2 separate regions of the Homo sapiens genome follow, and region 1 is linked to region 2. A link is a loop called in an ENCODE intact Hi-C map of the cell type or tissue named here. Cell type or tissue: spleen. All regions are shown on one strand. Links, peaks and the distances in the headings refer to the core of each region. The heading gives the core; the rest is flanking DNA.

Region 1 (10,708 bases), core at 4,407-8,406, 83 kb after region 2:
TTTGTTTCTCTGAAAGGTTTTGCAGTGCTGTGCTATATGTAACTGATCCTGAGAACTTCTGCCTTTCTTATATATTTTGGGGAGGGTGAGTTAAAGAAAAACTGGGGACAGACAGCGAGCCAAGGAGGACAGAGTGCCTGCCACACTCTTATTATTCTTCAAGCTCCTATTCAAAAGTCCCCTCCTCTGTGGAATTTTTGCTATGCCGCGCAAATATTTTTTCCAGTCTCTCTCTGGTTCCTAATAATTATTTGTTCACATCTTTTCCTCCTTTAAACCAGGTACTATGAATTATTCACTTGTTTCAATGCCTGAAATCTAACAGTATCTGAACCACTCCTCACGATGTTTCATAAAGACGCTGAGGAATTCTATTGTGACGTGTACTAAAATCTTCACTGGCAAAAATCATTTGCCGAGGAAGTTTTCTTTCTCAGCAAAACCAAACCAAACCAGACCAAACCCTTAAGCCACCACTTTAAAAATGAATTGACATCGCTAAAATTTTTTTTGAGACAGAGTCTTGCTCTGTCGCCCAGGCTGGAGTGCAGTGGCGCGAACTCGGCTCATTGCAGCCTCTGCCTCCTGGGTCCAAGCGATTCTCATGTCTCAGCCTCCTGAGTAGCTGGAATTACAGGTACCTGCCACCACACCTGGCTAATTTTTGTATTTTTTAGCTGAGATGGTGGTTTTGCCATGCTGGCCAGGCTGGGCTTCGAACTCCTGACCCCAAGTGATCCACCCACTTCGGCCCCCCAAAGCGCTGGGATTACAGGTGTGAGCCAGCATGACCGGCTGCTAAAATTTCTTAGGAAAAAAACCTTTAAAGGTAGACATGCTGGAATCCTTGAACTCTTCATTTCATTATTTTCATCAGAGAAAACTCCCAACTTTCAACTTTGAAAGTAAGCAGCATTCATTTTTTTCTAAAAGTAACATGTTTTCCTGCATGGAGTGACAACTTCAAGTTGTATCTTTGTGATATTATTACAAGATACTGTAAAACTTTCTTTACTGTATTTTTGCAACTGGTAGCACAAGTGGCGAAAATTTTGGCTTGTCTTTGTATGCTAGGAAAAGTTGAGTGGAACACGCAAGCTGGTTTTCTGCAACAACCTTAACAGCATGGGCCTGTGTCATGTCTGGTACAGAAGAAAATTTTAAGTGCACAAAAGAACAAACTTACCTTCTTTGACACTCAATCGTGAGGATTGGTCGGTGTGGGAGGTTGTATTATAGGCCAGCAGTGAACCTGAGAGGCAAAACATAAACAGGTTATAACCAAAATGTTCTTCTGAGATCAAGAGTAGGAGATGACATGAGGAGGGAGTAGAAAGGGAAAGAGATGGGGAGAGGGGAAGAGGGACAGAGGACTCCTAGGAAGAAAGGAAAAGCGAATGGAATCCATTTGGTTGGAGACAATCATACAGGCCTGTAATAGCTTTATGGAGTGAAGAGACAGAATACTTTGGAATGAAATGCTCTCTGGGGAAACAAACACCACGCCCCCTAAGCTGCCATATTCATAGTTCTGAAGCGCTGTGGTCTGTGCCATAATCATGATAGGAACACAGCATTGAGAATCAGTAAACCCGGGTCTATTCCAGTTGTTATTAACTCACCATGTGACAGTTGGTGAGTGACTTGACATGTCTAGATTTTGATTTTTTTTCTTGAACTAGAGCAGAGGTTGGCAGATTTCTTCTATCAAAAGGAGATAGTAAATATTTTGGCTTCATAGGCTAACTACAATCTCTGTTGCACAGTCTTCTTAGTTTTTGTTTTGCTTTGTCCATGGGCCACTTTTGGCCAGATTTGGCCTGCAGCTTGTACTTTGCCATGGCCTGGAGGAGAAGCCAGTATCACTCCTTCCTGCTGTGGTATCTTCTGGGTTTATGTACATATGGGTCCTTTCACAGGTGAGGGTAAGGTACACAGGTATGTTACTGGTGGAGGGGGCAATGGGAGTTGGGAAGGAGGTGAGTGGTAGTATTCCAATAGGAACTTTTGCTTCCCTTCACCTATGTCTAAGAGCACGCACTGAACCTGAGGAGTCACGCGTTGAATTTTCTGTAATCTCAGAATGCTGATATCCAATCTTTTCAAATTAAACTTCAATTCATACCTCTTCTGTACCCAGCACTTTGAAAAAGCAATTTGTTGTTACATGTAAAACACATTCTCCCTTCTTTCCTAAAACTAGACTTTTTCCTTTGTTTAAAGTGAATTCAAGGTTGTATTTTGTGAAACTTAGGCATTTTTGCCATTCTCTTTGAGATTCTCCTAAGGAAATCTTAAAGAGCCCTTGAAACGAGGGCTGGGATCTGCTTTTATAAAACATACCATAAGCTCAACACATGTATTCGAGGCTAAGAAAATTCTTCTAAACAACCCTTTTCCCCGCTCCCTGTGGCCGAGTGGACTGGCTTGGGTGCCAGGGGTGGGAATGGGCTGTCAGACACACCCCTATTTTTAGTCTCCAGTCATGGAAGGGATGCCGAAATGGAGTTGCCGCCTCACCCAGCTGTGGGCGTTTGGTTGTGTGCCTCAGAGAAAATGTGTGCACTATCCAAGCCAGACGATGAGGAAGAGAATTTATTTATTTATTTTTTTTGAAACGGAGTTTCGCTCTTGTTGCCCAGGCTGGAGTGCAATGGCGCGATCTCAGTTCACTGCAACCTCCGCCTCGCAGATTCAAGTGATTCTCCTGCCTCAGCTTCCCCAGTAGCTGGGATTACAGGCATGTGCCACCATGCTCGGCTAATTTTGTATTTTTAGTAGAGACGGGGTTTCTCCATGTTGGTCAGGCTGGTCTCAGGTGATCTGCCTGCCTCGGCCTCCCAAAGTGCTGGGATTACCACCGCACCCGGCAGAGGAAGAGAATTTTATAAGAATTGTCCAATTGCCTAGAATATGACTGTTAGTTCTAGCTCTGCAGCAGCTCCAGATGAAAACAAGGAGGGGGATGACGGGGGTGGTATTGAGCCCGCTGTATGCCAAAGTGTGGCTATGTGGATGCCATTTTAGAAATGAGACAGTCACATGAATATAACATCCAAGAGCCAGCTACATTTGGTTATTCCATGTTCAAGAATACCAATGACAAAGTAAGGCTGGGACAAGTTCCTGTTAATAGTCACACACCAAAAAATGATGTTTTGGGCAAAGATGGACCACATATACGACAACGGTAATAGTGTATTTTTACTGTATCTTTTAAAAGTTAGATGCACAAATACTTGCCATTGTGCTACGGTTGTCTACTATATTCAGTACAATAACATGCTATACAGCTTAGTAAGCTAGGAGCCACAGGCTGTAGCATACAGCCTCAGTGTGTAGTAGGCTATGCTATGTGGGTTTGTGTAAGTACATTTTGTGGTATTCACATGAAGATGAACTATCCCCATCATGAAGCAAAGCACGACTGTATGTTTATTAAGCAAAGGAGACTTTAAAATTAGACCTGCCTCTTATCACTGACTAGCTTTGTGCCCTCCACTGATTTCCCTCATCTCTTTGAGCCAGCAGTTTCTCATCTGTAAAATGGGCTAACACCACTCAATGGCATTATGAAGATTAAATCAAATAATGCATGCAATGTGCTCAGAATGGACCTTGGCTCATAAGTGTTCCATAAATGCTAGCTATGATCGTTACTATTTTTACATCCTTTCTCCCACAGATGTCACAATTACATACAATAGTTCTCTTTATACATGCGTTTACTGAACATTCGTCCTGTCCTCTGATTAAAGTTATGAATGGGTTCTGCTGCAATAAGAAATAATCCGGCACGACTGGAAGGAAGTGAAGAAATGGAACCAAATGTTCGGAGGGAATACAAAAAAATCCCAGAAGTAGGACCAAGAATGCTTGCCTCTCCGTCCCTGACGTTCTCTCCCTCAGGCTGAAACCTCACTGCTGGAGCAAATAAAGAAAAATGATGGTCTCCGAGGAGCAAACTGCCTGAGTCATTAGTGCAGATGTAGCCGAAAGCACGAACCTTAGATAAACCACATTTATTAAATTTCCCCATTGGTGAAAGTTCTTCTTTGGGCACACATGAATTCCACAGGAAACTCCCAGAAAGCTGAGAGAAAGGGTCATTTGACCTCTCCAAAGCTTGCATGAAATGTATATTTCATGGCAACCTAGGAAAAGGATTTTGCCCTAAAGACTGTTCTTGGTTCAAGTTTCACTCCTAGAAGGAGAGGCTGCCTTCCCCAAGGAGGGGCTGGTTGGGGGCATCTGGCCTCTCTCCCAAGGGACCTAGATTCCCTCCTCTTCTCCGATTTCTACTTCATTAGTTCCCCAGGCTCTGTTTTCTTAAGGAACTTGTTCTGATGCAGGCAGGTCCTCCTGGAGTCTGGCCTCCCTCTCTGTGGCTTTGGACTGCTTTCTCCTGCCTTGAGGCTCTTTCTGGCCTGACCCTGCCACAGGCCTGTGCTGCTGAGCTCCCCCACCTTCCCGATGCCAGCACATCAGGGTAAACAGGCCATGATGAAGGTGGTGGTGGGGACGCAGTGCTCCCTGAACATGCACGGTGTGCCAGACGCTTTCCATCTATTTTCTCACTTAATCCTTGCATAAGCCATACAGAGCCAGCATTCCCTTATTCCTTTTTACAGATGAAAGGAGCAACACTCAGCGAAGTCATATCATTTTCCCAGGATCACACAGCCAGAGAGTGCAGAAGGCAGGAGCCCCATCGTGGTCTATTCACAAAACCTGTCCTCAATCTGGCAGATCCCACTGCCTCCAGGCTAAATCGTAGAAATAGGCAAAACTCACCTATGGGGCTGGGAAGCAGGGTGGTGGTTAGTTTTGTGGAGGAAGCGGTTGTGGGGTGGAGAGAGGGTACAGGGGGCTGAAATTCTACTCCTTGGCCCGGGAGGTGCTTATGGGAGTGGGTGGATTCACGTCACGATAATGTCTCACGTAGCGCACTTCATGATTTTTGCACTTCTCTCTGTGTTGTACTTCAGTTCAAACTGAAGTATAAGATTTGCCTACTTGGTTATTTGTAAGTTTCTGTATATGTGTTTGTATGTATATATTTGTATATGGGTGTGTATGCATATACATATATCTATTTATTGAGGGCATTTTTGCTCTAAAAAGCATAAAGTAGCTCCTGCTGAGAATAGAATGGCCTTCCCAAAGTGCAAGCATGGGGAAAAGATCATTTTCCATTCCATGTTTGAATCCATGTGCTGCTAGAGACAGTACCTGGATCTGAAAGGAGAGGGGAGTGAGCAGTGTGAGGCTTTGCAGGTGTGGGGTAGAACCCCAACAATCACGGTTTCTGCTGCTTCACATTCCCTCAACCTAACCTGCTTTTCATCGGGGACACCTGGGCCAGGGGGCGCAAGCGTCCCAGTGCCAAAGCCTTTGTCTCCTGCCTCGCTGTGACCATAGAATTCACCAGTGCCCCCTCACAGCCAGCCTATTGAATCCAGGTCTCTCTTTTCTCTGGGCTGCACTGCTATATCAACAGCTCTGGCTGAGTGTGCAGGAGCGGGAGGGTGCAAGGCTCTGGGATCTTTAAACAACAATCCTGGCTGACTACTGGGTCCAGGGAAACCTGGCCTTTTGTTCAGCTGGCATTCTGTTCTCCTTCACCAGTCAAACCCAGGCCTGGAAGTGATAAGATTGCACCAGCTTAATTGCCCAGACTCAAAACCTCTGCCCGACCATCTGAGGCTGCAGGTGGAAAGACCAGAAAATGCAAAATGTGTTTTCCATTAAAGTTTAAATTAAAAATGGGAATGAAGATAGACACCCTTTCCGTGGTCTCCCGGTCGCGCAGTTTCATTCTTTTGAGCAGCCACTGTTTGAAGACGCAGTTTCTTAGTGTTTTTTTTTCCAGGTCAGACCCAGATTGACATACAAAACGAACTTGTTTGTAAAACTTAAAAAAGGCTCTTTTTCTTTCTGCCTCCCCACCTCCCCCGGGGCCTCGGGGCTCCCAGCCTTGCGCAAACTCCCCCCAGCGGCCCTGAGCCTGAACTGCCAGCCCGGCGCCCTCCGTTTCTTCGAGGTCCTTCCCCGCCTTGGCCTGAGAAGGGACAAATCTCGTTCCCGCAGCAGCTGCTGCGAAGGCTCCTCTGCCACACGGGGTGTGTCCGGGAGAGATACTGGTGGGGCCGACAGTCAGGCCCAGAGAAGGACAAAGTTAGCGTGGTGATAGGTTTGGCTTAATCGGCCTCCTTCCAGGAGGCCACAGGAAAGTTTTTGGAAAGCATTTATCTCTTGGTACAAATGACAACAGAAAATGCTGTGGGGGAAGTGGCCGGGCTGCCCACGTGGAAGGCCGGGAGTGAGGCTGCCTTGCCTGTGTGGCGCAGGCTGGCTTGCTGTCTCCAGGGCCGGGGGAACGTCGGCAACGCGAGGCCAGGGACTGGGACTCCAGAGGCCCTAGTCTGAGATGCCAGGTGCTCTCAATCGGCTGGATGCCTTTGAACCAATTTCTGAAGCTGTCTGGGCCTCAGTGGGTTCAGCTTCAAAATGGGTACTGTAGATAGTTGTCCACAAGGGGGCAACCTTTTTTCCTCTGAAGACAGAGCCTCGGTCTATCGCCCAGGCCAGAGTGCGGTGGTGCGATCTCAGCTCACTGCAGCCTCCCCCTCCCGCATTCAAGCGACTCTCCTGCCTCAGCCTCCCAAGTAGCTAGGATTACAGGCGCCCACCACCACACCTGGCTCATTTTTGTATGTTTAGTAGAGACGGGGTTTCACCACGTTGGCCAGGCTGGTCTCCAACTTCTGGCCTCAGGTGATCCACCCGCCTTGGCCTCCCAAAGTGCTGGGATTGACAGGTGTAAACCCTGGAGTTTCCCAGGACTCATGGGAATTACCCCCAAGAACCGTGGCCACCCCAGCCATCACAGTCCTCCTTGCATTTCCTGTGGTGGTGGGGGGGAGGGGTGGGCGCCTGTGTGGCGTGTGACACAGCTCCTCTGGCACAGCTGACACGCCCAGGTGTGAAGAACAAGCACCTCCCTAGCATGCCTGGCCATCAGACAGGGTCTGTAGGGGCACAGGGAACTGCTATTTCTTCTCTACCCTGGAAAATACATTTGCATTTAAAATGTAAAAGTCTAGCTCCCCTCCCAAACCACCAGAATAAATAGTCAAGCACCTTTTGTGAAATGTAAATTTGATGCCAAAGCTTCTTATCCTATGAAGTTTTCCTTTTTCTAGACTTTCTATAAAGCCCAGAAAGATTAGATCAGAGAAGTGCCACCAACTTGGACTCTACTGACTTCCAACCAGCCACAGTCTCAGGTCCCCGATTCTGCTCTATCAACTTTCCTTCACCCTGCAGTACTTCCTCCACCGGAGTGAAGGATCTCAGCTATTTTCCATCCATCTCTTGCTAAAGTGGAAATATCTGAGCCCCACCTTCCTCTCCAATGAAAGGACAAGATGATAAAGCACAAAGAATCAGCACCCTCTCCCCTTGCCTTGACTCATCGCCTCAAACTCTCCACAAGCACTGGCCTTCCTCCTAAGCACAGAACATCCACTGGAAGTCAGTCTGGAAAAACAATAAAGTGTTTGAAGGCTTTAAAAGCGTTTAAAGTGCTGGTTGTCACGGGGGAGTTCCCAGCAATCCAGAGCAGAAACAGAGCAGACACGATCGCCAGCCCATGGCCTCCTGCAGGCGCTTAGCAGCCAGCCACCACCTCACACTAGAGGGTCCCCAAGGCTGGAACCCCAAGGTAGACACCAATTAAAAAGCAGCATGAATCTAAAAGCCTTTTGCCTGACAGTGGATCATTTTAAGTCTAGGTTCCTCAAAAGGATATTTCAATACCATGTTGGGGCAAGTTTTTTTTTTTTTTAATTTAACACGATTATTTTAATTTTTTGCTTTCGCAGGCAGACATGGTTTTTCTATCAGTGCACAGACCACTTTATAATGAGCTTTTCCACCCAACATTGTATCCTAAGCACTTCTCATGGTGTTTCCCAATAATCATTTCAATGGCAGAACAACTACTTCCCATCTTGTGGATGTACTACTGTTCGCCACCATCCTCCACTCTGGATATCTGCCCTGCATTTTCAAATGTCTTCAGTATACAAGCTGGATTCCACCTCCTCTCCACTCTGGAAATATGCTCCACTAATAAGTCCCTTTTGGGAAACCTAATATTTTTATTGATTTGGGGGCACTTTCTGTCTATAAATATTCTTAAAAAGAAAGAAGCAATTTGCTTTTTCTTGCCATGCTATACCCCCCAAAATGCCATCCTCTGCACCTCCACTTCAACCTTGTTATCTGCTCTTCTCCAATAGAAGGTCTCTCTACTGGCGACCAGTGACCACCTTCTCAGGCATTTGTCTCACTTCAGCATCTGTGTTCCCATTGTTCGGTGGCAGGAAGTACTAGGGGACCTTGGGCTGTTTATGGACTGGTTAGGGCCCCGGGGTCATATGGCATGAATGGGCTTTCCCCACATGGAGAGAATGCCTTGAACATTCTCCCAACAAGGGCATCCGCCGAAGAGTCTCGAAGCACTGGGCCCTTTAACTAACAGTTCAGAGCATGCTGTCTATGCTACTGTTGTCCTCTCTACTCCTGGCAAATGAAGGAAAGGGCTTAGGGTTCCTGCAAACTCCTGCTGGAATCAGGTTGCTTTGCTGGTCTCTCCTTCTCATGCTAACCTCCACACACCCACCCTGGCCTGCCTAGATCACTGCAGGACTCTGTTCAAAGATCCTTATTTTTTAAAATTCCACAAACAGTTAAAAGCTGAAAATATGAATTAGAAAGTGCTAATTATCCAAAGCTCTGAAAAACTGGGTGGAAAATTGTCCCCTTTTTTGAAATTGTTTCTTGGGCTGACCTCATGTTGCAGCAAGACTCAGACATGAGGTAATTGCTCCGGAGCTAACAAATACTGCATCATCTACTTTCTCGCACTAGTTACCAGACGCCTCGGAAAGGTGACCAGAGAGCACAGAGGCACCAGTGGAAACTGCCAAAGCCAGTTTTTTGATTTTTCATTTCTCCAGCCAGCACGTGTTGCCCCTGCCCCATGAGGAACACTGTCGCTGAAGGGACAGTGGATTCCAAAGATGGGGAGTTAAAGGTCCACAGAACGATGGCGAGCAAACAGAGCTCACCAACCCAGAGCCAGCCAGTCCAGGAAAAGCAGGTCCCAGAGTTGCTGTCTAAGGATCTGAACTTGCGAAGGGGGCTTAAAATCATCAAGCCCCTGCCCAAAGCTAAACTCCTGCAAGACTCGCAGCTGCCTTGGCCATTCACAACAAATAGCATCTCAAGGCTGCCCTGTCTTTGCACAGGGCTGCTAGAATGCTCTTACGTAGTGTGAGCCCAAACCTGTGTTCCTGTGATCCTAGCACCATCTTTTCAGGCCCCAGGACAATCCTTCCATACTTAGGGGTAGCACTGATATTGATATACCACCTGGCCTGGATTCCCAGCAGGGCACTCAGGCTGAGGTTACCAGCAGGACTAAAATAATTCCATTCTTCTGCTCTGTGTATATTTCATATCAAATGAAATTCATATCAGACTGATGGGCGCTTGGTGCTAGAGTACCTCATACTAGATAAATCTCTTGGACAACTGCCTGCTTTCTTTCTTAAGCTCGCCCTTTCCAAAGCTCTTTTCCTTTTCTTGGCTGTACCAGAAGAAAGCCTCCAATGGATCCTAACACACCTGCACCTTTGGCTGCTCTTCCTTATCAAGGAAGTGTGCAGATAGCAGCCCTGTCAAATGGGGTTAGGGTGTGCCAGAGTATCCCAAGATTAAGAGGAAGCTAATATGTAAATTATTTTCAACACCTTAAATCCAAAAGCCTTGAATCTAGAGTTTCCTGGAGGAATTTTAAATAATCACTTAGGAAAACACCAGCCAGGGCACCACCCATCTCTATCTATTTTCAAATTGGAATAGTTTCTGGAAAGGCGGTCTCATGGGAAGAGTGTAACCAGCCTCTGCCAGACCCCTCCAGGTCACAGCTCTCTACTTTTCTCCATTTCTCGTCTTACTTCCTTTGACACTTCAGGATTGGGTCTGCCCCTCACAGGGTCTGTAGGAGCCCACGTGACCTTGGCAACACTACAGGCCCCACGATGCTGCTCCGGCGGCATCTGCCCAACACGAACGGGCAGCACTGACTTCCTCTCCCTGGGTTGGCTCCATGCCAAGCTTCCTCCCAGCCCTGGGTACTTGGGCGGCACTTACTTTCCCTGAGGTAACTGAGGTGTGACAACAGCACTTCCGTGTTGTAGAGGGTGGTGGCGCGGAGGAAGTCCTCCTTGTTCATTTTACACAGTTCCTTGCCATCCATGTTCTGGAAAAAGGATGTGTCGATCTCCATCAAGCTGTACTCCTTTATGGCCCACTCCAGCCATTGCCTCACATGCTCCTGTGTCCACAGTGTGGGGTCTGCAGAGGAGAAGACGTTGTTAGCAAGGACTGCAGGAAGGTAGAGGCTCCCTGAGAGCCTAGGCAGCCTCCCTCACCCCTTGTCCCTCTTTCTTTCCCTTCTCTTTCTCTCTGGGAGAGCTCCCTTCCACATGGTTCCCCTAGAACACTCATCAGGCTCCATGGCATCTGGCGCTGCCTGAACCACTTAGCACTCCAGGGAGGTGCTTAGCTGCCTCACTACGTATCCTGACAGAGCACTCTTTAAAGTTTTGGAGAGCAGTTGGAACCTTTGCCTGAG
Region 2 (10,708 bases), core at 4,339-8,338:
CCTTTTATGGACAGGGACTTGGCAGAGCCACTCACTGGATGCTTTTGATCTGCTGGTTGTACCTGGATTATTAGTTGCGAGCTGCACGCTGCCTTCCCTGGGCCATTCCGTAGCCCTGGGGCTGGAGGGCAGTTAGAATCTTTGGTTGAATCTTCGGTTACATTGGAGGAGCTGCCCAGTCTTTGTGGGCTCCCTTCAGTCATGGGCTTGGCTTGTGTTGTCTTACTCTACACTGTTTAGTGTAAATGGATTCTCACTAAGTCAGCTTCAGCTTTTAAGAGCATGATGGGGTGGAGATATCTGGGAACGTATGGGCCATCAGAAAAGCATTTTTTTATACTCAAGTCATGAAGGTGGATTTCTTCTGTGTAAGGAGGTGCACCAAGTCAGTGTAGGTGCAAGACTGCCCTTGTAAAGAAGCAGAGTATGTGAATTCCTTGTGAGTGGGTCTTAATCTTTAATGCTTTAATGACTTTTGGTTTGCCTGATTTTTTTTAATATAAGAAGTTTGTAATTGCCAAGCATGCTTTTCTGTGAAGAGCTAAGTCTCAAAATTCCCCATTCACGTTCTTTTCCTTTCCTCAGTAATGTGTTTTTCTGTGCTAGGTTATGAGTCTACCCTGCACCTTGTCACAGCTCAGTGATTGTCCAGGGATTCAGCTGTGACTCACATGCTTTGCCTTTTACTTGCTCCAGGGTTTCCATGCATTGAAGGCTTCCTGGTGCCCTCTCAGTGGAATTGCTTCTGGCCTGGCAGTTTGATCCTGAGGGTGACCCAAATGTTTCTCCCCTTGGCTCCATAATTTAAGATGCCAGTGATGACTATTGTCTTTCTTCTCTTCATTCTTGTCTTTCTCATGACTATTATTATTATACATACAGGTTTTTTTCTTCATTTGCCTTTCAACAAGCTTGTAATTAGAACTCATTGTGTTTTGGATGCTAGGTCCTGGGAAACCACTGAATGGCTTGGGAAATGCTTTGCTCTAGAGGGCAGGTACTTGGGCTAGGGGCTATGTGCATGGAAACAGGCTCTCACACGCTAATGGGAGAGATACCTGATGAGTGGGGACTGTGACACAGAAATGTAGCTCATAGTATCATCGCTGCCTGCACAGAAAAGTACATCATACTTTTCCTACAGAGGACCTCATGGAAGCATGATCCTAAATGCGCTGGGTGGGCAGGAAGGGGCCTACTGGAGGCAGGGGGAAGAACATTCTAGAACAAGGAAATGGCATTTACAAAAATATGCAAGAATGAGAGAGAGCATGACTTACACAGGGAATACCAGGCTGGTGTGGCTGAGGGTGGGTGGCCAGGGGAGGGGTGAGGGAAGCTGCAGGGTGCCACGATGAAGGACCTAGTATGTGATGCTGAGGAACTTGGGCAGTGTCCGGAAGGTGGTGAGAACCGGGGTAAGATCTTATTTACATTGTGGAAGAGTTGCTCTGCCTGCACAGTGCAAGGTGGACTAGAGTAGGGTAAGACCACGGCCGGGTAATCAGGGAGGAGATTACCAAGAGGGAGAAGACACAAAGTCTGGTGGCCAATCAGCTGCAGAGAGTGATGGGGACAGGCGAGGATGAAGTGGAGCTCTGAAACAGGAGCCAGAGACTCCCAAAGTCCGCAAAAAGAGCACACTTTGAATGGCACAGACCCTTTTCCTTCCACTCACCCTCCCACATTCAAGACTGTGATGACCTAGGCTCAAGCCAAAAGTATACAGAAAAGGGCCTAGGCTTTCCCAATCTGCTCTTTCTCCTGAAATATATATGGTTCAGGAATAGTATTAGTACTGCTGTGAAATAGCAAAAAGTGGTTGGCTCGATTATGTGGTTCAGAAATCATCATGAACAAGCAGGGTGTGCAGAAATTGGAAAAAGAAAACAACAAAAACAAACATCTTCAAAAAATGCTGAAGAAAAAAATTAGTGTAGAGACATATAAAAGATAGACCCCTAGAAAAGTCAACAATAGGCCTGGTGCAGTGGCTTACACCTGTAATCCCAGCACTTTTGGTGGCTGAGGCTCATCTGAGGTCAAGATTTCAAGACCAGCCTGGCCAACATGGAAAAACCTCATCTGTCTAAAAATTTGAAAATTAGCCAGGCATGGTGGCACACACCTGTAGTCCCAGCTTCTCAGGGGGCTGAGGCATGAGAATTGCTTGAACCCGGGAGGCGGAGGTTGCAGTGAGCTGAGATCGTGCCACTGCACTCCTCAAGCCTGGGTGATAGGGTGAGACTTTGTCTCAAAAAAAAAAAAAAAAAAAAAAAAAAAGAGAGAAAAAGAAAAAAGAAAAAGAAAAGTCAGTAATAAACCTTAAGGTCAAACCTTAAGTTACCTTAAGGTCAAAGGTTGTTCCTTCCTCCACGCAGGACGATTCTAAGCCATCCTTGCAGAAGATTGTGAAGGATGTGCAAAGTGTCAGCCTTTCTTGCCATTGCCTCGTCAGAATCTGTGAGCAAACGGAAAAAAGAACGATGCTCTTACACATGAAACTCCTGGATTCTTTTTAGAAAAATAGCAGAAAGAAACCAAAAATAGTGCAGAGAACAGGTCGCTTCAAAACTATTGAGGATCCAAAGATGTTCTGCCCTAAGGAGTTGCTTCTCAAAAACTGTTATTAAGGTCCTTAGCTGTCAAATATAAAACCCAACCCAAAAGCATTCCATTTAAAACCAGAGCATTGAAACACTAATTTTGAACAATCATTGTAAAGCCTCATCAAATCCAGCTCACTCATTGCAGAAATATGCAACTCAAAGGCCCTAGGAAAAATGTAAATCTGAATTTTCCCAGCACTGTTTTGGATGAATAATTTCCTCTCTCAGAAGAAGCCTGTTGTTACTTTTCAAAATTGGTTCCCCAGTATGCAACAGAGTCCATCTCTGCATGTGTGTATCTGCCCTGTGCTGTGTTCTGCCATTACCATGCTTTGTAAACTTTGCATTCTGGTTAGATGCGTGTGACTCACTGATGCTTCTAAGGGAAGATTCTTTTTGAATAATCCTTGAAATACAAGCCAGATTTTTCCATTTATTTAGAATTTCCCAATGTCCCTGCCCCTCCCTCTGCTCCAGTTGCACACACACCAGTGTTTCTTGGCTGGGATTCAGGAATTGTATTTATTGGGGTCTATCAGTGTGTCACCATATCCCCAGGGAACAGATTTAAATATGCAACCCAACACAATTGAAAGCAACAGGTTAATACTGTCTTTGCAGAGTTAAAACAGCCCAAGTTCTCTCAGGTGACTACCCGTAGGGGAAGTCTCATGGTTCGTTGCCCTTGATTAAATTCTCAGGAGCTTTCTGGCTTTATCCAGATCTACCATTTGTCCTTGAAGAGCTCAGCAGAACTCAGCAACTGTGAATAACTGTTGTGGGTCTTTTCACAGGAGAAGACTCTGTGAAGTGTGTGGCCCCTTGGAGTCCGAGTCCAGTGATGAGATATTCAGAGAGATAAGGGTAATCCCGGTCTCATGCTGGAAAGTGCATGTGACCATTTTGGGGATCAGGGTATTTGGATGCTGTTAAGGGAAGTGTTGGACTGCTGATGAATTATGCACAGAGTATGGGGAGCTTGAATCGGGTTCAGAGATAAGCCACAGGCATGGGCTAAGGTCACCTTAGACCTCTGGGAAGCCCCCGCTGTGCTGGCCTTAGTGAAGTGTGATGACACAGTCCCTATGCTGCAGAAGCTCTGGTCCCCGTGAGGGGATGAGTAGGGATGGCAGGTACAAGAGTGGCTGCATGACACATCAGCGAACTGGCAGAGCATGAGCACGTTCTAACCTACCAACCAGGCTCCCCGACCCAGTCTGCTTCTAGGGCAGCCCCGGGGGGGATGGAGGGGGCGGTAGGACACAGGGCTGTTTCCTCTCCCAATACTCCATCCCCTCAGAGGGAGTGGAGAAGGGGAGTCAGGAGACCCCCAGAGCGCTCCCCAGGACCAGGTCTGAGAGTCCTTTCCAACATGGGTCTCCTCACTCCTAGTCCTGCTTGAATCCATTGTGCATAAGAATTCACACCCAGCCTGGGCAATGCTCACCACTGAAGAGACAGGATGAGGTCTGCTGGGGACGGAGGCTGCCAGAGAGTGGAGAAAACCCCGTGCCGCACTCGGATTTTCTTCCCCTTATTACTGATACACCTGCTCCTTTGGCTGGGTGTTTCCCAGCCTGTGGAGTTTACAGATTTGGATTTCTACAAAGTTGCCCCTTAAGTATCTTGTGGCAGTGGGGAAAGGGGTGGAGAGACTGGGAGGATGGCACTGCAGCAAGATGAGCGGTGCGACCCAGGCACCCAGCGCACAGCAGGCAAATCCCTTCCCACGCGGATGACCACGGCCACTGGGACCTGAAGCTGGGAATAGGCAGCCACCGGAGAAGCGCGGCCGAGAGCTGGGGGCTGAAACTGCTTTCTCATCTATGAAGGGGCTGGTTTTCTCATCCTCACTGAAGGCCAGAGGAAATTAGACTTCAACCTCACCCGTTAGGATGTGGGTTGGAGATCAGGAAGAAGCTTGGGTTTTAGGGGTGTGGAGAGGCAGGAGTCCATTTCAGCGGGAAATGGACACAAACTTCTACAGACACGGAGCCTGCATCTATCTTTCTGGGAGGGGTTCCGGTGGCCGCTTACCGACAGGCAGGGCACGGGGCTGGTGTTTTTGGAAATCTTATCACAAGGCCCTCACTCCTGGGCTTGCACCAGGGAGGCGAGCCCCAGTTATCCCGCTCTGCAGTGGCTCCCAGGAGCAGGGGTATGTTTCTGACGACAGTCACCTCTGGCTATTGCTCTGATTCTGCCTTTCTTCAGGTTGCCTGGGTCTATCCCATAAATGAGCCTGTGATCACTGGGTACAAGCTCCCTTGCAGCTTCCTTTCTGTCTGAGGTCCCAGGGATACCCGCTAGCCCTGCTGCTCACATCTTGCCTCCTCACTCGGCATGTTTCTCTTTCTGTTCTAAATGTCCCAGCTCATGCCCCTCCATGGTACCATCCCCATTGACCCCAGCCCCACTAGGGCCCCCAATCCTGGGTCTCAGCTGCCAGTGAATGCTGCAGCCCTGCTTCAGTTGCTCAGTCAGCACCCCACGCAGAAAAGCGCCTCGGGCGGAAGCTGGCGGCACCAGAGTTTCTGTCTTTGCCTGCGTAGCCATGTGGGTTAGGGAGCCCCAGGGACGCCAACAGCCAGACCACAGGCGGGCTAATTTCCAAATGCTGACACAGTGAATGCCACCCATATTTCACCAGTGACTGGAGAGCAGATGCTGGGCATTCGTGGGCCCTGCTTGTGCCTGGGGATGGAGAGAAGGCAGGACACTTGAGGCAGATGCCAGTGCTGCCTCTGAGCTGTTGATGCTCCCTGCCCTGGAGTTCACAAAAATAATCCTCTACATGGTGCATAGAGTGTTTTTGTGTTTTTTGAAGTATTACAGGCAGGCCCCGGCGACATGATCTTCGTCTCCCAGATAGGGAAATTCTGAAAATCAGGAAAGGGGCTGGGCGTGCCCCTGTCACATAGCTGGTAATTGGAGCTGGGTCTCTGGCCTTCAGGGCACTTTCCTCTGTGGTCACACCTGGGTTTCAGAGCCACCTGGCCTCCACTTTTCTGAGCAGCTTCCTTCAGCATTTTCTTGTTTCCTCTGTGCTTGCATCCCGCCTGCCCCTTGGGGTCACCCTGTTTCCAGGCTATTGCGTCTCCAGGCCCCTTGGTCCAGCTGATGTGGGTTACAAGGCCCACCCGTGAGGTGGCAGTGGGCTAATTTTCAATAATCCAGTTGGTGACTGTTCTTCAGAGAGAATCTTCTGGAATCTCTGACTTAGTGACGGCACAGAGACTTCCTGAGTTCCTTAAGTCACGTCTTCCTTCCCTTAAGTCACTTCTTAAAAAAATCAATTCATTTCTACAAGAACTCATGTATGCATTTCACACAGTGAAACCTGTGCAGTGTCACGCACTTATATCAGACGGTCATTGCCTCTCTTTTACATTGTCAGTATGGAATTCTTCACGGGAAACCTGCCACAGTGTCCTGCCGGCCTGTCTAGTCAACAGTTCTTCATGTCTCACTGAAGTCCCTCTTGCCATAAATCCAAGTCATGTTTCTATAGTGTCGCTCATCCATCCGGATTCTCCCAAGCACTGCATCATTTAATCTGAACGATGGCCCTGGGAAGTAGATAGCATCATTGTCATCTGACAGATGAGAAATCCGAGGCCTGGCTCCTGCCCGGTCTGGGGCCAGACAGGTGTCCTTCCGGGCGCCCTTCTGAAATCAATGCCGACCTCTCTTGCGCAGTGCCCTCGGCAGGCGCCAGGGGGCGCTGCTGCTGCTGGTAAGCGGGAGGCCCGGCGGAGGCGAGTGTGGGCCTTGCCGCGCCTCCTCTCCCGCCTGCGCTTTGCTGCCCGCCGTCTGCAGCACCAGTGCCTACTTACGGGTACTTTTCAAGGTCACTTCTAGTTACTGTTTCTTTCTAAGTCCTTATCACAATCTATAATTACTCTGTTTATTTGGCTCCTTTTAATTTCCTGCCCAGCTCCCCCACTTCCCTGGGTCTTGAGAAGGCCGTACCCCAGTGCCCAGCACAGGCGGCTCCCACTACAGATGCCCTGAGAGACGCAGACGGGAGGGCTAGCCAGGAGAGGGCACGCAGGGAAGGGAGGTGAGGAGGGAGGGCCAGCCTTTCCCCCAGACCTTCCTTCCTTTTCCCTCCTGCCTTAGACATAGGAATTCACTCATCTTCTGGGCCAGATCTTTAGGGAACTTGGCGTGGAGACATCAGGTTAAGATCTGGGTTCTGTCCGGGAGCGGTGGCTCGGGGCTGTAATCCCAGCACTTTGGGAGGCTGAGGCAGGAGAATTGCTGGAGGCCAGGAGTTCAAGGCCAGCCTGGGTAACCTAGTGAGACCTCATCTCTACAATCAATACACTAGCCCGGAGTGGGGCACTTGCCTGTGGTCCCAGCTACTTGGGAGGCTGAGGCGGGAGGATCCCATGAGATGGGAGGTAGAGGCTGCAGTGAGCTATGATTGTGCCACTGCACTCCAGCCTGGGCAACAGAGCAAGACCCTGTCTCAAAAAGAGCTGCGTTCCTACCCCAGTTCTGCCTCATATGAGTTTTTAAAATTCTCTAAACCTCAGTTCCCTTCCTTGTCAAACAGAGAAAATTAGACCTACTTCATGGGGTCGCTGTGAGATTGAATGAAATAATTTCTGCCAAGCCCCTACCACAGTTGCTGGTATGTGACAGAGATTCAACAAGTGTCTGTTCCTTTTCCCCTGTGGGAATTCCATGCCTAGAAGGGACTAACCATTTAACCCCAATCCTGTAGAGTGAAATCAACCCCTTATGTGCCTTCAATCACATAAGAGGGGTGACCTGCCTGGTGGCATGGGGGTCTGGTAGCAAATACACTACCACCTTTCAGGTCTGTGCCAAAGTCACATGGGAAAGGATGAGTTTTAATGAGTTTCTTCCAATAATTAAACCCAAGGTAGACATATAGCTACCAACTGAGTCCTATAGTAGACTAAATTCTAACCTTCTAGCTCTGTGAACTTGGATCAATCACTTAGCCTCTCTGGTGTTTGATCTCCTCCTTTAGACACTGGGAATAGTAATGCTGTCTATGTCACAGAGTGACATAGACGCTCCGTAAACTACTGAGTTTACCCCTGGAGACCGCCTGGAACACAGTGAGATCTGTTAATGTCAGTGATTTCTGGTCCATGGATGAGAAGGAAAATTACCCCAACTGAACTAGTTTCAAGAAAACTTTATGGAACATTTATTATTGGCCAGTCTCTTTTATACATCTTGTCTTCCCTCACCTTCAAATAACTCTGAAAAGTATGTGCCCTTCCCATTTTTCATTCATTCCTCCATTCACTCCTTCAACAAACCCTAGCTGTTGCCACGGAGACACGTGCCATTTGAACAGTTGTTAATCGTCAATCAAATATGGTGGTGCAGAGTTGACATTTAACTGTTCTTGCCTGTTTTTCATGGTAGGGCTCACTGCTGTGTTGCGAACCTCCTTAAGGAGTGGATGTTTTTCTCTGGGCACTTCTGCTTGGTCTGTAGCATGCATTTCCTTGTCTCTTCATTCTTAGCTGCTCTTACTTGCCAGTGTTCTTTGCCTCCGCATCCCTTCTCATCCCTCCCCATCCCTCGCCATCCCTCGCCATCCCTCCCCAACCCTCGCCTTCCCTCACCATCCCTCCCCATCCTGCCCCATCCCTCCCCATCTCTCGCCATCGTGGAGCTTCTCGCATTCCCTTTGCCCACTCTATTTTATCTACATTTTCTTCAGTTTCTCCAAGCTCTTGCACAGGGTTTAGCTGCTCTTGCACTTTTTAAAACTTTTAAACCCTTTATTAAGCCAATAAATGCTAAAATTAGGTAGTTTTTAAAAATGTAAATAAATACCCAGAAACACATTTTTATGTATGTTTTCAGGCACAATATTGAGTTCAAAATACATGAGATCTATGTGCTATTACTCACTGTAGAAAATCTAAGCTTAACTTAAAAAGACAAGATGGGGACAATGCTCCCAGGTGCATCCTGAGCCATTGCACAGGCACTCGTCCTTGCCACCTGTCAGCATTGGCACTTATGAATCCACCATGTGCAGTGTCCACACCATCCCTGGATGTTTGCTTGGTCATTAGTTCAGTGAGCAAGTGAAAAACTAGCTCAGCTACAACTTAGAGAAAAAAATAGCTTCTCTCTCCCCTGGCCTTCTCTATTTGGAGAGAGCCCTGAGGCCCAGTGAGCAGTGTTGGGTATAACATAGGGATGCAGCTGACAGGTCCCTGCACTTGTGGCACTCCCAGCCCAGGGGAGGGCACTGACCTTGGTCAAGAAAGATTTTTAGAGTCTCTACTGTGGGTCCACATGCTGGGTATTCAGAGGAAGGCAAGACGGGCTGCTGTCCTGGAGGGTGTGTTCTGTAGAGGGGAGATCGACAATAAGTGAATGCATCACCAGCAGGGAAATAAACAACCAACCTGACAGCCACTCTTGATAAGAGATGGAAAGAAGCCAAGACAGGATGGAGTTCCCACTGGAGCAGTGGGTGCTACCTTAGATTGGATGCTAAAAGGCTCTCGAAGAAGGTGGTGATGGAGCTAGGTCCCTAGCGACATGGAGCAGCCAGACATGGGAAGGCCTAGAGCGGAGCAGCCCTGAAGGAGGAAGCAGCAGGTGCCGAAGCCCAGGGCAGGAGCTGCGCCGCACATTGCAGAGCAGAGGGGGTGGGAACATAGTGAGCTAGGTGACAGAGGGGATGACTTTGGGCTGTGGAGTGTGGCAGAGTCCTGGCTATATGGGGCCTTGAGGTCATCAGAACAGGGGGAAGCTGAGAAAGGTCTCAGCAAGGCAGCAGCATGATCCGATTTTCAGGACTCCTTCCTCACTCTGACGGTGTGGACTCTATTATGAGGAGAAAGAGGCGGTGGACAGATCAAGGAGCAGGCGAGTTTTGTAGCCCAACCAAGGAATTATGGTGGCCTGGCAAGCAGAGGAGATGAAGAGAAGAGGACAGACAGGTCCTGACTATATTGTGTAGAAAGAGCAGACAAGATTTGCTGATGGATTGCGTGTGAGGTGAGAGGAAGAAAAGAATTAAGGGTGAATCAAGGTTTTGCTTGACTCGGGGGTGGGTGTGCCATTGACAGGGCTGAGGATGATCTGAATTGAACAAAACCAACATGAAATCAGTTGTATTCAGTGCTAAGAAGGAAAAGAAGATGGTGCTAGGACATTTTTTTAGAGTAGGAATTTCAGTCCAAGATGCCTATGCCCAGATGTGCTGTCCCAGCGTACATCACATGTGGAGCTGCCCCTCCCCTGCTCCCTCTTCTGCGGTCCTCTCTCTGCCCTGCACTCTGAGGGTGCACATGCACCTCTCACCCCAGCCTGGTGGCCATGGTACCTGCAACCCTGGCCAAGAGCTTCCAGAGAAAGGATCACGCCAGGCATCCATCACCAAGCCCTGTGCCCTGGTTGCCTCCGGGTCTGGAAGGCTGGTCGTGCTAACCTCAGAGGAAATTCAGTTGGTCTGGCACAATTGCATCCTTCTCGTCTAACCTAATCTCATCATTCCATGGGCAATCTTTTTCTCTCTGATCCACAGCCTTTCACCACTTCATTAATTTGTCCCTAGCAGCCGGATAAACAGTCTTCTCCCTCTGGGCCTCATGTACACAAAGATGCTTCTGACAGGCCCCTTGAAAGCAGCTCAGAGCCTGCTGTCTTTTCCCGCCCGGAAGTTCTGGTGGGAGAACCTTCTTTAAGAGGCTCCAGGAGGGGATGAGGGGAGGGAGAAAGAAGACTTCCCAAGACCTGGCAAGAGCCCCGAGCAGGACTATGCATCCTTCCTGCATTTCCTCTGCAGCTCACACAGGCACAGTGGTACCGTCCTTGGGTCTGGCAGGTGAGAGCTGCCTGCCCAAATCCAGACCTGGGAGTTAAAACTGATTTCCCCAAGTGCCAACTCAGCCTTTGGCTGTCCCAGTCCTGATCTCTTCATCAGAGCCCCTCAGCCCTGCTAAACAAGGAAGGAGCCTGGCATTTATTGTGGCTTTCCCCATACCAGATCCTCTACTGGGCCTTCCCACACTTAATCCTATCTCAGCATTGGGAAACAGATTTCCTTATTTCCATGTTCATGGAGGAGAACGTTCAGGTTTAGA

Evidence for each region. Hi-C counts contacts between places; a loop is a spot of excess contacts. Peaks named below come from ENCODE experiments on the same cell type or tissue, not always from the same donor. Only the 100,000 strongest peaks of a DNase experiment are listed, where the experiment ranks them.
Region 1: it touches region 2 in a loop (2.2-fold over the local background); 3 of 110 quality-filtered maps call a loop at or near these places.

The regions. Positions count from the first base shown.
Region 1 is chr11:128,772,502-128,783,209 of GRCh38, reverse strand. It overlaps FLI1 (Fli-1 proto-oncogene, ETS transcription factor), which reads right to left. Exons shown (of 9, transcript NM_002017.5): 4 at 10,225-10,428; 5 at 1,187-1,252. Among named protein-coding and RNA genes, the nearest start is that of SENCR, 82 kb to the right of the region's middle. RefSeq lists an enhancer at 5,877-6,482. In spleen, for the core only: CTCF peaks have their summits at 6,230 and 6,432; a DNase peak (open chromatin) is centred at 6,927; H3K27ac peaks cover 4,000 bases.
Region 2 is chr11:128,855,650-128,866,357 of GRCh38, reverse strand. The region is part of intron 1 of KCNJ1 (potassium inwardly rectifying channel subfamily J member 1); the gene reads left to right. It overlaps LOC107984409 (a long non-coding RNA gene), which reads right to left and starts at 8,925. Exons shown (of 3, transcript XR_001748442.2): 1 at 8,868-8,925; 2 at 2,348-2,461. RefSeq lists a silencer at 6,190-6,484 and an enhancer at 6,385-6,644. In spleen, for the core only: CTCF peaks have their summits at 6,116 and 6,315 (motif pointing right); a DNase peak (open chromatin) is centred at 6,367; H3K4me3 peaks cover 382 bases; H3K27ac peaks cover 1,634 bases.